Regions from separate parts of the Homo sapiens genome. Here region 1 is linked to region 2. The links are chromatin contacts, found by Hi-C or POLR2A ChIA-PET in ENCODE. All regions are on one chromosome and are shown on one strand. Each heading gives the region's core, a stretch centred on a gene start or an enhancer-like site at or near the end of the contact. The rest is flanking DNA. Distances are from core to core; before and after follow the strand shown. Region 1 holds the start of MAT2A (methionine adenosyltransferase 2A). Region 2 holds the start of SUCLG1 (succinate-CoA ligase GDP/ADP-forming subunit alpha).

Region 1 (6,523 bases), core at 3,510-6,009, 1.1 Mb after region 2:
TCCTCTCAGCATTCTTTGTCCCAGGGTATGGGGTAGGACCCTCTCTGGAATGAGGGTCTTATGACCCATGATCAGAAGGGCAGGGCAAGATTAGAGTCCTGCCTTGGGGCAGGTGAAAGAGAAGCAGGAAAAAGTCAGAGAGATTCTGTTTCCTGAGGCCTGCTCCTGAGTCCTAACACTCTCAACATTATAACGAAACACTGTATAACAAGGGCTATGGGAGTTATGAGCCAGGAACCATGGATAAAAACATATATAAATTCACACATATATTAACATCACATCTATCAACGAGGTTGAGCATTTTTTTCATATGTTTATTGCAATTTGCATTTTCTCCTTGGTGAGCTACCTATTTTATGTTGTATATATTTTCCCACAGTAAAAGAGAAGGAAATGATTTACAGCTCTACATAGTATCCTGGAGAGACAGTCATGAAAATTGTTAAGAAAAAAAAAATCCATGTTTCTCTGAATAGTAAGATGTGTGCGTGTGTGTGTTCACAGAAAAAGGAAAGGGAGGATATAAACCAAATTGTTAATATTAACGACCTCAGGGAGTATGCAGTATTTATTGTTTGGCTATAAGAAGGGGCATGAATTTAGAGGTCAGACCAGGCTCAAGGCCCTAGCTCCACTACTGATTTGATGTGTGACATGGACGAATAACATGCCAGTTTCTTCATCTGTAAAACAGGAAGAGAAATAGAGCTGTTGTGAGTAGTAGATATTACAACAGTGCCTGTCACAATAAAGTGTAGCTATTGTCATCATATTATTATCTCCTTCAGTGTCTTCTTCACTGTACCATATCTATTCTTCCATTCAGGACTTCTTTATTGGGACTGTAAAAAGATTTAAGTATCAAAAGAGAAAAACATAGAAATAAAAACAAAATACAAAAAGCCTAATAATGAGGGGGTTCACATAGTACTTGTTTCTGATCCCACTAGAACTAGCTTGCCTCTGAGGCCATCCGAGATATCTAAGCTTTGGCCCTAAAGAACTGCCACAAATTTGGAGACGTGGCCTACATTTCTTTCTTCTTGGTCTGTCTTCACATAGAAGGTGCTCTTAAGACACACAGCCTAGGAACCTCCTTCTCAACACCTCCACACCTTCACTTGCTCTTTGCTATCCCTACTGTCACCCTCCTCTTTTCTCCTGCCACATCAACAGCTTCTTGCACTGCAAATGTTTTCTGGAACTCTCCCCATGACTGACAGGCTAATAAGGAGTTATTTTATTTGCTGTTTGAGTCACAAATACCATTTTTATCCAATCCCAACTTTGCCTTTTTTGTAGGGTTACTGCTACATTAATGTTCTCTGGCTTGAGAAATCTGAAGCCTTTAGGCAGTGATTAGATTTTTCCTACGTGCTTTACAACACTTCACATTCAACAAATTCATTAACGATAAACAGGAAATAAACCAACAATTTCTCCTGGTTTAGTTCACCCTTAGGACACGCATCTATGAAATCAGAAATCTTATTCCTGTCAGAACAGGATGGCCATGTGCTTCCCTGTTAACAAAGAAGTCTTAATTTTATTAATTACAATGCTTACGACTAAAACAAAGCAGGACCTCTTTCCATTGATTTCACATGATCGCCAGAGTCTCTCATTTCTCTGCTTCCTTCTGCCATCTTTTTTTTTGAGACGGAGTCTTGCTCCGTCGCCCAGGCTGGAGTGCAGTAGTGCGGTCTCAGCTCACTGCAAGCTCCACCTCCCGGGTTCACATCATTCTCCTGCCTCAGCCTCCCAAGCAGCTGGGATTACAGGCGCCCGCCACCACGCCCAGCTAATTTTTTGTATTTTTAGTAGAGATGGGATTTCACCGTGTTAGCCAGGATGGTCTGGATCTCCTGACCTCGTGATCCACCCCGCCTCGGCCTCCCAAAGTGCTGGGATTACAGGCGTGAGCCACCGTGCCCCGCCCCCTTCTGCCATCTTTATATTCGTTCATTTTCCGTTTCCTTCCCTTCCTTTCTTGTCTCTCCCTCTTGAACATTTCTAAGCACCTTGTGTGTGCCAGGCATTCAGTAACAAAGCTTGAGCAAAACAGCCCACCTTCTCATTATCATGGAGCTTACAAGCCTAACTGGGAATTGGAGACATTCATCAAATAATCACCAAATCTATAATTTGAAACTGCACTTAGTGCCATGAAATAAAACACAGGCCCCTGTGACAAATCTGTGTAGATGAAGGCTTCATCCAGGAAGTGGTAGCTGAGCTGGAGTGAGAAGGATAAGGAGTTAGCCAGGCATCTCCCCACATTTAGAGCGCCGAGTGGGCAGAGACCAGGATTGTTATAGCATTTGCTCCTGGGTCTGACTCACAGATGTGCTCATAAATATTTGTGGAAGGGAGGAAGGGACAATACGAATAATATAAAATAAATGAAAATGTGTCCTCCTTTGTTTTGATACTATGAAATTAATAAAATTAACTGCTACTAACTAAAAAATCCAAGTAGAACACAGAAAGGAGAGTGTGGCACAAGGTAAGGTTGCAGAAGTAGCAGCCAAATCACACTGGGGCCTTGAGTATGTAGAGATTTTAGTCCGTATCCCGACAGCAATTGAAAGCCACTGAAAAGTAATTCACAGCAAATATAGTTAATTTTTTTACAGCTTACATTAAAACAAATTATGTACTAGATACTGTGCTAAAGACTCTACTTGCACTATTTGAATCCTTGAAACAATCCTATGATGTACTATTAATATTCCAATTTTACAGAACGAGGATACTGATGCATAGAGAGGTCGTGACTCCAAACCCCTACTCTTACTGTATTACACCTACACACTATTCACAAGTGAGAGAAGTAGGTAAGCAACTATGTACAGCTAAATCTCATCTCCTTGGCAGGCCTAGCCCCACTGTGGAGTTGGTAGCACAGGGGTATCAGGATTTAATGAGCCAATCATTGACTTTACGCTCCTTGTTCTGACTCCCTAATAAAATAACCTTCTAGTTATATTCTGGCTTCCCATATAGATTTTTCTGCTGGGAGATAATGCACTGACCAGCCTACACACGCATTTTGTTCCAGTTGACAATTTTATTACACATTGTAAGTTAATAAATTGGCATTCTCCTTTAAAAAATAACAAAAAAATTTAATAGTCTTATACAGTTACTTTCCCATGAAGGGTTAGCTTGAAAAGTAAAAAGCAACGAATAAAAATATCATCACCTATTGTCTCTTTTGTGGTCGAACCTTTTCTTGCTGCCTGCTTTGAGCGACCGTGGATGTGGTCACTGAGTCTGGGGAGGAGCCCTTTATCTTCTTTGTGGATGCCCCCAGCACAGCCCAAGTGCTTCCTTTGTTTCCCACTGAGCCTTTAGCAAATCCCACCTTTCCTCCTGCACCGACGGAGAGGATTGTTCTTGGGAATGCACCTTGTTCTACTGCCGCCAGCAGTAGGCAGCTGGAGACTGTTACTAGGGGTCTCCTTCACCTCCCCAGCGTAAAGTACATCCCATGCTAGGAGCAGGCCGTTCCCTGAGAACCTCATTAAACCCGGCGTTCTTGTCACGCGCTCCGCTCAGGGCCACCAGGCCACCAGCCCGACCAGACCTGCACCGAGGCCCAGCCCCAGAACAGGCTGCAGAGACCCCCGCCCCCAAGGCGGGCTCCCTCCAAACGGGACTCCATACTCCTTGCTGGCTCAAGTTTTGTTTCGCTCTTTTTCCCTGTAATTCCTTTATTGGGCAAAACTGGGACAAACGCAGGTGGACATTTTAAAGTGAAAGCTTCATGAAACAGCCCATTCCACGCCGTCAAGAGATCTGCTTAAGCACATTCAAGGGAACGAATAGCCCCCACCCACCAAAAAAGAAATGTTCGTTCCATATTCTCCTGAACAGAGGATTGAAACATCGATTCCCCCCCCCTTCAAAGGAACAGGAAGGCCACGGGGCAAGGACGGACTTGGGAGCGGCCTCCTTTCTCTCTGGAGGGAAAGGCTGGAGCGCTGCCTCCACTTTTAAGTCCACGAACCACGAAGGGTGAGGATCCCTCAGAAACTTTAGCGCAGGGGAGCGGGCAGGAGGGCGATTGTTTAAATCGATGGCAGCACCTTCATTAATCTGCTTTCCGGCCATCTTCAGCAGAGCCATTCACCAGGAAACGACTAGAAGGTGGGCCTGCGCCCCTCAGATATCCCGGGGCCGGCAACGAGCCGGGCAGGGACGCCGAAGGAAGGCCGTGAGGAGCCCTCGCTGGCCGGCCAAGATGGCCACCTTCACATGGCCGACCGCCACCGGCTCCCTGCCACCCGGCATCTAGAGGCGGGACGGCCAGAAAGACCCCAGCCGCAGCACAAAACCTCCGCGATTCCCGCCGCCTCCGCTGGGGGACGCGACCTCCGGGAAAGCTATCCCGGCCAACGGTCGGAAGGGAGGTGCCATGTCACCGCACAGGGGAGCGGGTCCAGCAAGCCCCAGTCGCTTTTTCTCCCACATCAAACAAGGAAGAGCAATCCCCCACGTCTCCTCGCGTCTGCATTTTTCTCCTAGCTCTAGCGGCTCAAGATAGCTGAACGGTCTCTGGAGGGCCGGATTGCCACGGCACCTCCCGCGGCCGCGCAGTGTGGTTCAGCCCGGACTCCGCGGGGCGAGCTGCCCTTCCTCCCCCGACCCCCGCGCAAGTGGTGCATTGGCGCGCGGCGCCGAGGGGCGGGGCCCGAGCCGGGCGCGCGCGGGCGCTGCTCTATAAATACCGGGCCGCACCGCCCGCTGCTTCGTTCGCTCCGCGCCGCCCGCCTGCTACGAGTAGAACGCTGTCCGCAGCTTGCGCATTTCGCAGCCGCTGCCGCCTCGCCGCTGCTCCTTCGTAAGGCCACTTCCGCACACCGACACCAACATGAACGGACAGCTCAACGGCTTCCACGAGGCGTTCATCGAGGAGGGCACATTCCTTTTCACCTCAGAGTCGGTCGGGGAAGGCCACCCAGGTGAGGGGACGGCCTGAAGCGAAGCGTGGGGCGGGGCAGAAGGCAGCGCCAAGGTCCGGCTGGCTGCGGCCGGCCGGTGGTGGGGCCCGCGCGGGTCGTCCTCGTCCGCCGGGTGATGGAAGAGCGGCGACCGCGCGCTTTCCTCGTGGCGCCGCCAGGGCCTGGCGCGTGGCCGCCGCTCCTCTTCCCCCTCCCCTCTCCACCCTTCCCTTCCCCCCTCCCTTTTCATTCGGTCGCGCGCCTAGGCATGCGGAAGGTTCCAGAAAACGTGAAGGGCGGGGGCTGTGGTCGCTAGTGAGTTCTGGCCGGGAAGGGAGGGCACTGTTAACCCCTCCCGGCCCTGCCGTCTGACAAACCTGGAGTGGGCGACCCGCCCCGCGTGCTCGCGTCCGGCCCTCGGGAGCGCGCGCCCCGCATTGCAGCGGCGACCACGTGTTTGCCGCATGTGGTATCTGGGCGAGGGGGAGCCGTGAGCCTCCCCGGCTGTCCTGGCCCTCAGTTTGAGGGGTGGGGGGCCTATGCCTTGGGACGTCGTCTGGCTCCACTGCCTCAGTGGTTAGGTCTTGACTACACACTGGAGAATACGCACATGCCCTTCGGCGGATATGGCCTTGCCTCCAAGGTGACGGCCTCTGACTAAATATAGCTCATGTCCAAGAAGGCAGTCCTTATTTGGACCCCTTGTGAAAAGGATGGGAAGCATGAATTAGGAGCTGCCATTGCTTTGGGTTCGCATTTAAAGTCTTCGGTGCAGGGTTTTACTTGAGGCTTTGTCCGCTCAACCGCCATTATGGGGATCAATTGGCACGTGAAGGAGGAGTAAAGCTATATTTCCAGGAACTGAAAATCTCAGCCTGAGCATATCGGCTAGTAAAGATGATTATTTGGCTCTTTTGGCTGTTTCTGCCCTTAGGATGACCGCAGTAGTTATCTATCTGGTGGCTTTAGGGTCTGGTCAGTTTACTGTGCCCATGATGAAATCCCACAAGTAACTTAGTGGTATGAGAGGACAAACCCAGGATCTTGATGAGTGCTGAAGGTTAGCTGTTACACCAGTTAGTAGTAGACCGAAGTTCAGAGCCTGCAGTCTGGCTTCCACATTATGTTTGGATTCTGTTTTAGGCGGTTATAGAAAATTCAGAAAAACGAACTTGAATTAGGGAGATATTTGTTCTCCCTCCTAACAATAGATGACAAAGCAGGGAGACATGGATTCGGAATACGTTTGAGCATCTTCTACACTGTTGAGCTTTTGTTTCCTGCGCAACTCCTAACAGCAAAATCAGATAATTGCCATTTTAGTCAGAAAATGCTTTTCATTTAATTGTTTAATCGAATTATCTTGTTGCTCATTATAATTGGTGTTCCTTAAGATTAGGGAAACTGGCCTACCTGTGGCCTCAGTTCTACCAGACTCCCAGGTGCAGAGGGGTTTGGTACAGTTGTGGAAGTGAATATGATATAGGGCAAATTCTGTTCTTTAAAGGATATAGGACTAACAGTTCACCTTTCTGGTGATTAGATTTATAATGCAAACTTTGAATTTTAGGAGG
Region 2 (6,690 bases), core at 2,423-4,922:
GGCGGATCACAATGTCAGGAGATCGAGACCATCCTGGCTAACACAGTGAAACCCCATCTCTACTAAAAATACAAAAAAATTAGCCAGGTGTGGTGGCGGGTGCCTGTAGTCCCAGCTACTGGGGAGGCTGAGGCAGGAGAACGGCTTGAACCTGGGAGGCGGAGCTTGCAGTGAGCAGAGATCACGCCACTGCACTCCAGCCTGGGCGACAGAGCAAGACTCCGTCTCAAAACAAAAAAAAAAAAAAAAAATGTGGGTCTATGGTATGCCAGTCCCCTGATGAAATGAAATTGTTGCCCTGTACTTAAATTATTTTTAATATTCCCAATTACATTTCTATGGAGAAACAAATTTGATGTCAGAAAATCAAATCACTTTCTCATGGCTACACTGGTACATCTGAATCAAGGCTATTTTGTATTTCTGAAATAAAGATTTGGTTATTACATGCAATGGCAACAGATGCTAATATCCACAACATCACTGTTGAGGATCTCATTTTCCAAACTACACTTTAAATGCATCTCTGATTCGAAAAACAGGCCTACGCACTTGGCAAACACGGGGAAAAGGAAGGCAACACCTTTGAGCAGGATAGTCACCTTCTCAACACATCACTAAGACTGCCAAAAAAAAATCAGAGCTTCGAAAAAAGCTTAAGTTATCACATGGTACATGCTGGCGGAAAGGATACTGCAGAGTCAGAAGACCTGGGTGCTAGTATCACTTCTGATACTCACTGGAAACTTTTGGGATTTCCTCATCTGCCGTACAAAGGTATGGGACCAGTTGGGTTTTAAGGTTTACTTTCTGGCATTAAAATACCAAAATTCTGAGGTTCAAAAATACTGGCTTTTATTCCCTATTTATTCTAAAAGATTCAAGTTACAGAAACTACTGACCAGTTTTAAAAAGACCTTGCATTACTTTATGCTTCTCTTAAAACTTCACTATTTCAACTTCAAGGGTGCTTATGAAATCCTTAAACTTTCTCATGGAAGAACTCTTCCTCATTTTTCATTGTATTTTCTCTCTCCACTTCAACTGGATCCTTTTCCTTTTTTCTCTTTTTCTGAGACAGAGTCTCACTCTGTTGCCCAGGCTGGAGTACAGTGGCACGATCTCAGCTCACTGCAAGCTCCACCTCCCGGGTTCAAGCAATTCTCCTGCCTTAGCCTCCTGAGTAGCTGGGATTACAGGCGCCTGCCACCACACCTGGCTAATTTTTGTATTTTTAGTAGAGACGGGGTTTCACCATCTTGGCCAGGCTGGTCTTGAACTCCTGACCTTGTGATCTACCCGCCTCAGCCTCCCAAAGTGCTGGGATTACAGGCATGAGCCACCGTGCCAGGCCACTTTTCCTTTTTTCATAAGCTATAAAACAGGGCTCCGGAAGGCATCTACCAGTGTTCACTTGAGTTTTTTCTGTGGCTGTTAACTCTAATCAATATTGCAACACTATGACCTTCAGCAAGTAATGTACCATAAGTTGAAACTTAACAGAGGGAACAAAATTCCCTAACATCTGTAGCTCTATTAGCTTCACAGACTAAATAATTTCTGGTCCCTTTTTAAAAAAAAAGTTTGCAAGGTGATGTTGTAGCTGCTATTTTTCTAGTGGGAGTGAAAATGGGCTCGGAAATGTGGCATGGGAAAGAGGAGTTAGAGTTTTGTGAATTTAGAGGTGTTTACACATTAAGCATTGTTGTCTGTAACCCCTCTTAATATAGAATACATCTTGGTTTAAATCTCAGACCCGTAATAACAAGTTAATCACATGACTTGAATAATTCAAGCCCACTCCAGTAACAAAACTAAACCAGATGGTCACTCTAGGGCCAAATGATCCTGGGAGTCTAGGAAGAACACACTTCCAGTTCTGTGGGAAGAGGATTGAGAGGACTGCTAAGGGTGGAGTAAGGAACTAGATCTTTTAGACACTCTTCCTTTATTCTCTAGATTTTTCTAGACAGCAGACCTACCTGAGGCTAGGATCTTTCAGAACCTCAGACTAGCAAGACCACAGAAGCGAAAGACACAGGTGGGCAACTTCTTCCTAGGGTTTCCCACCACAGTGGCTGTGCTGCACATCTGATCTTCTACATTCTAACCCACTATCTATTCAAATTAAGCTGGTTTAAAACCATATCCAATATACTTCATTCTTGGTGCTCAAACTTTATTGACCTGAGTGATTACTGGGTATAATGAATTCTTTTTGTCCTTCTGCCTACAACACTCTCAAGAATCTCCAGAAAGCTTTACCAAACAAACCATTTCATACTTGCTAACGTTATCTAGCCAGACCTTTGTCCTCAAGTGATTGGCAACTAAGTGTTAGCTATTGAGTGCACACTCATCAATGTACACTTTCAGAATGTAATCTTCTCAAGAAAGGAATTAAGTCTCATAAAATATTCAGTACAAGCAGAATTAAGAGCAAAGCGGAAAAAGAAAACTAACTTTGAGTGTTTGTTACATACGAGATGCTTTATATAAATTGCTCCACTTATTCTGCAGTGAACCCAGATCATCCTGTACATCATCATTGCTAAAATGCACATTTTTTTTCACTTTTTAAAAAACCAGGATACATGTGACAACCACTGGTGTGTCACAGTTTTAATAAGCAATCGTTCTTCATTGTTAGTGGTAAACAAAATAATGGTCCACCTTACAAGTGATGGTGCTTCAGGCCCCTTAAAATGTGTTAATATTTTCATGTGATTGGAAACACTGAAAAACAGATTAAGTGTCCAGGGTTATTACACAGACTGAAAAGGGACTAGCCAGACTTCAAACCCTGATGTGGCTGATTCCAAAGTTTCTTTCTACTATAACCTACCTGACAAGCACAGAGACTTTGAATATGGCAAGAATTTTCCATAGTCAGCGTGTCTCAAAGACTAGCAACCTTGGGTACTAAGTTTTCGGGAACGGATGTGTCCACAAATCGCCTGGTGGAGACACTGCAAATAAGCTGGTTTAGGTCCCAGCCAACCATAAGCTTCTAGTAGTCTATGCGGCTATGCCGACCCCACTCCGTGTGCAGAAACCATCTTTCCCTGACATACAATCCTGCAGAGGGGGAATTCGAAGTGCAGGACCTTTCCGTACTAGGGACAGCCTCATCCCCCAACTTCCTACTGAGACACTCTTCCTCTACCTCTCAACCCAGACCCTTACCTTCCCCACCAAGTTCACCTTGGACCTCTTCATCCCCAACTCCAAATAAGGCCAGTCTAGACGCCACCCCCATCCTGTCATTTGTCACCGCGGGGCCGAGAGCAAGCTCCCAAATTTGCAGGGCTCCCGGACCCGAATCCTGGCTCAGCCACCCAATATCTCCATCTGCCAGCGGCCTAAGTCATGCCCCCCGCCCCACGTATCCAGCAAAGCTCCTTCCACCGTAGGGGTCCCCGACTCGAAGCCGGAATCCCAAGCGGCTCCCAGGCCCCCGCCGAGGTCCAGCCCTGAGGGCCCAGCCGCGGCCTGGGCCAGGAGGTTGGGTCCGGCGGGGCCAATAACCCGCGGGCGCCAGGAAGACAGTACTGGCTGGACTCACGGAGGAAGCTGCGCGACAGGAGACGGGCGGCGGCGAGGCCGCTGCTGCCGGAGACCATGGTAGCGATGTCAGCGGCAGCGGCAAGGGTTGCGGTCATACGCCAATGACACTCCCAGGCCCCCGGGGACCTCCCAGGGGCAGAGGCCGGAGGAGGCAGAGGGTGGCCACAGCAGTCGCCTGAACAAATTTCCCTTTACAGAGGATTCTTCACGAAACAGCGGGAATGGCAGGTGAAGACAAAGAGGCATCCTATCGGAGAGGCAGATAATAACTCGGCTCCTTCCTAGAAATGTGGGTTTGATTAACATTAATTATAACAGCAGCTGAGGGAAAACCCCACGCGAGACTGGCCAGCGCGTGGCATTGTGGGCAATGTAGTCTGACGGCCGCGACTGGTTCGTAGCTTTTGAGTGAGGCGGCGGGAAGGGAGCGAGGGAAGAGCGGCAGTGAGACCGGGGAGACAAGGGACTTGAAGACTAGGAGGGAAGAAACAGCGAGGTGAGGTGCGAAGAGCAGTGCCAGAACTTTGTATCCCAGGCCCATCTCCTTCCCCCTTCGTTTTCCTCGTTTGCTATTAGAGAGAATAATATTTCTCACCGCGTACCTGTGCCTGGACCCGGAAGGGTTGCCGCTGGGGACGGGAATTCGAACTGGCACTGGTGGCCTGTGAAGGGAAAGATGTGATGAGAAAGACCAAAACCTATCTTACTGACAGTTAACTTCTTGGAATGTGAATTTTTTTAGTTAAATAATCATGCAGTCTTTGACTAGCACTAAGTGCATGAGTGTTTATTCCCTGAGGATCCTAAGGGCTGAAATTCGAGGTCAAATGTGACTTTGCTCCCTGATTGGACAAACAGTTCCCTCTTCTGTAACAGCTTTAGAAGGAACCTCAGAGAGTCCCAGAGTCAAAAGGTAAACAAGAGATGAAGTAATCTGCGTCTCTGCCGAAAATCGTGCTCCTGAGATTCCTCATCAGAATTGTCAATAAAATTGCAATCCTAATTTACTTAGGTAGTCATTATAATTGGCACTGAGCTGTGGGATGGATGAGTGGGATTACCCCAGGAGATTGCCCAATACTTCCTTTATGATCCAAATATTGTCATTAACAGGTTGGACTTCACTGCAAATAAACTCCTCCCTCATGGATCATGTTCTTGTGATAACTAAATTCCTCAGAGTTAAATAGTATCAGTGGTTTCCAGATATATCCATTATAACAAAATGGACATTTTTATGGCAAATAAATAGAAAATCCCTTGCTATTTTAAATAGCAAAATTATTCCTGAGCTGTCGCTTGATAAGTTATATGTTTAGTTTCATTTAATTGATAAAATGCATGATGACAAAAAATATAATTTCAGTACACTTTTAATGAAAATTTGTATTTCCATGAAGACGGGGATTTTTGTTTGTTTTGTATCCTGGAGTATCCCCAGCACCTAGAACAATGCCTTACACAAATAACTCATCGTTGAATTGAATTGATATATATAGGAGAAATAGTAGTATATAGATTATTTTTTGGATCCACAGGCAATGTTTGATGGACTTAGGATATTTCAACCTCTTGTAATAACTGCACCCCTGTGGCAGACCAGGTCTCACTAACGCAGGCCTCCATAACAATGTTTCAGTGCTGACTGAGTGGTTAAGTTAAATATTAAAAGCCAGTGCCCTTATACAAAGGCTGAGATGTAACAGAAACCCACCAAGGGTTTTGCCTAGGCCTTTCCTGGGCCTTGAAGCATGACAAATTAATGAAGAAATTCTTAACAGGACCCATTTAGGATTAAACAAGTTTTATTGGAGGTCCGAAGAAACTCCCCAGGCCTCCACAAACAAGTTTATTGGAGGTCTGAAAGAACTCTCCAAACCTCTGTGATTTAGCAGGGGATAAGATAAGGGTAATCACCCCAGCACCTAAACCCATGTAGATTAAGTAAATTTATTGAGGCTTCAGAGGATGGTCTTCAGTACTCAGACCTTAGTTATAGATTAAAAGAAGTTAATCACTTATGTCTTTAGATAAATGCACACTTACAAGTAAACATATAGCTTAGAAGGTATATAAGCTCTGGAAAACTGTAATTTTAAGTTGGTCTGATGATAATTTCCAGGCCTTCTCCCTGTAATCGGTTGCAGAAATAAAAACTCTCTTCCTCCCCAGTTCATCTACATCTCATTATTGGGCCACAAAAAATAGCAGCCCAACCCTCAGTTTGGTCCGGGAACACCCCTACCTCAATTCTGTAGCTCATAGGTAGGGGACAACCACACTAGTCAATACCACACCACTCATCTTTGTATGCAGATTGAGTTTGGAAATCAGACAGGTCTGGGTTCAAATTCCAACTCTGCCACTGGCTACATGACCTCTGGGTTTCAGGTTTTATTACTGAGATGGGTATGAAACTCCCTATTTCATAAGAGTGTTGTGAACATTTAATACATTTAGTATATAAAGCTACTGTCACCTTGTACCAAATAGTCGATAATGGTAGTTATTATCATTAAAGAACTGTCTTTTTTACATGGCAGGATCATGTTTTAAAGGTTTTAACTAAAGTGAGTAACCAAATTAGAATAGGATATTTCTATTTGTCTCAAAACTTTGTCTAAAGCTCTAAAGCTGAAGACAACAAGCCTTACCTCCACATCCATAAGGAGGGCAGTCTAGGAGCTACTTCTCTCTGAAGTTTGATAGGAAGTGGCCAAACTTGTCTTTGAATTCTCACCCCCACATCCCAGCCGGCTCAGATAAGCAAAAGACTAGAATTCACTGTATGAGGGTGTGAAAGGAAAATAAATCTCGGGACCCCAAAGTCATCAAGCCAAGAGAAAAGTCCAGCTGGGAACTGCCTGAGGCAAACCTACCTCCCATTTTATTCCTAAATAATATAGCTACAAAGATAATAAGCTACATACCTCCCTCACAATTTGCCCACAGGAAATTCCTGGTGGATAAAGGACAGGCAGAACTCAGTCATCACTCTGAGGCTCACCTGAGACAGATGCATATCTGATTGCTCCCTCTGCCCTATTGTTTATGTAAAAATGCAGATTCACTGAGCCAGACTAAATTGTGTATTCAGTGGAAGGCTGATCAAGGACTCAAAAG

The links. A loop is a pair of places that touch in the nucleus more often than their neighbours do. ChIA-PET counts read pairs that join two places held with the same protein, here RNA polymerase II (POLR2A). Pooled maps may share reads with other maps.
Region 1: a map of CD8-positive, alpha-beta T cell shows a loop between it and region 2 (10-fold over the local background). The contact joins the promoter of MAT2A here to the promoter of SUCLG1 in region 2. A Hi-C loop is called at or near these places in 1 of 168 maps with a recorded cell type or tissue (CD8-positive, alpha-beta T cell), 1 of 37 single-sample maps with no recorded cell type and 8 of 50 pooled maps. POLR2A ChIA-PET finds 5 or more read pairs at or near these places in 1 of 52 experiments (activated B cell).

Annotation. Positions count from the first base shown.
Region 1 is chr2:85,534,409-85,540,931 of GRCh38, forward strand. It overlaps MAT2A (methionine adenosyltransferase 2A), which reads left to right and starts at 4,760. Exons shown (of 9, transcript NM_005911.6): 1 at 4,760-4,970. The coding sequence starts at 4,880. PARTICL (promoter of MAT2A antisense radiation-induced circulating long non-coding RNA) reads right to left here and starts at 4,478. Exons shown (of 1, transcript NR_038942.1): 1 at 3,059-4,478. RefSeq lists enhancers at 3,678-3,767, 4,168-4,377, 4,448-4,537 and silencers at 4,568-4,837, 5,018-5,347.
Region 2 is chr2:84,455,608-84,462,297 of GRCh38, forward strand. SUCLG1 (succinate-CoA ligase GDP/ADP-forming subunit alpha) reads right to left here and starts at 3,673. Exons shown (of 9, transcript NM_003849.4): 1 at 3,566-3,673. The coding sequence starts at 3,662. It also overlaps a transcript of DNAH6 not described here. RefSeq lists an enhancer at 3,710-3,849 and a silencer at 4,030-4,219.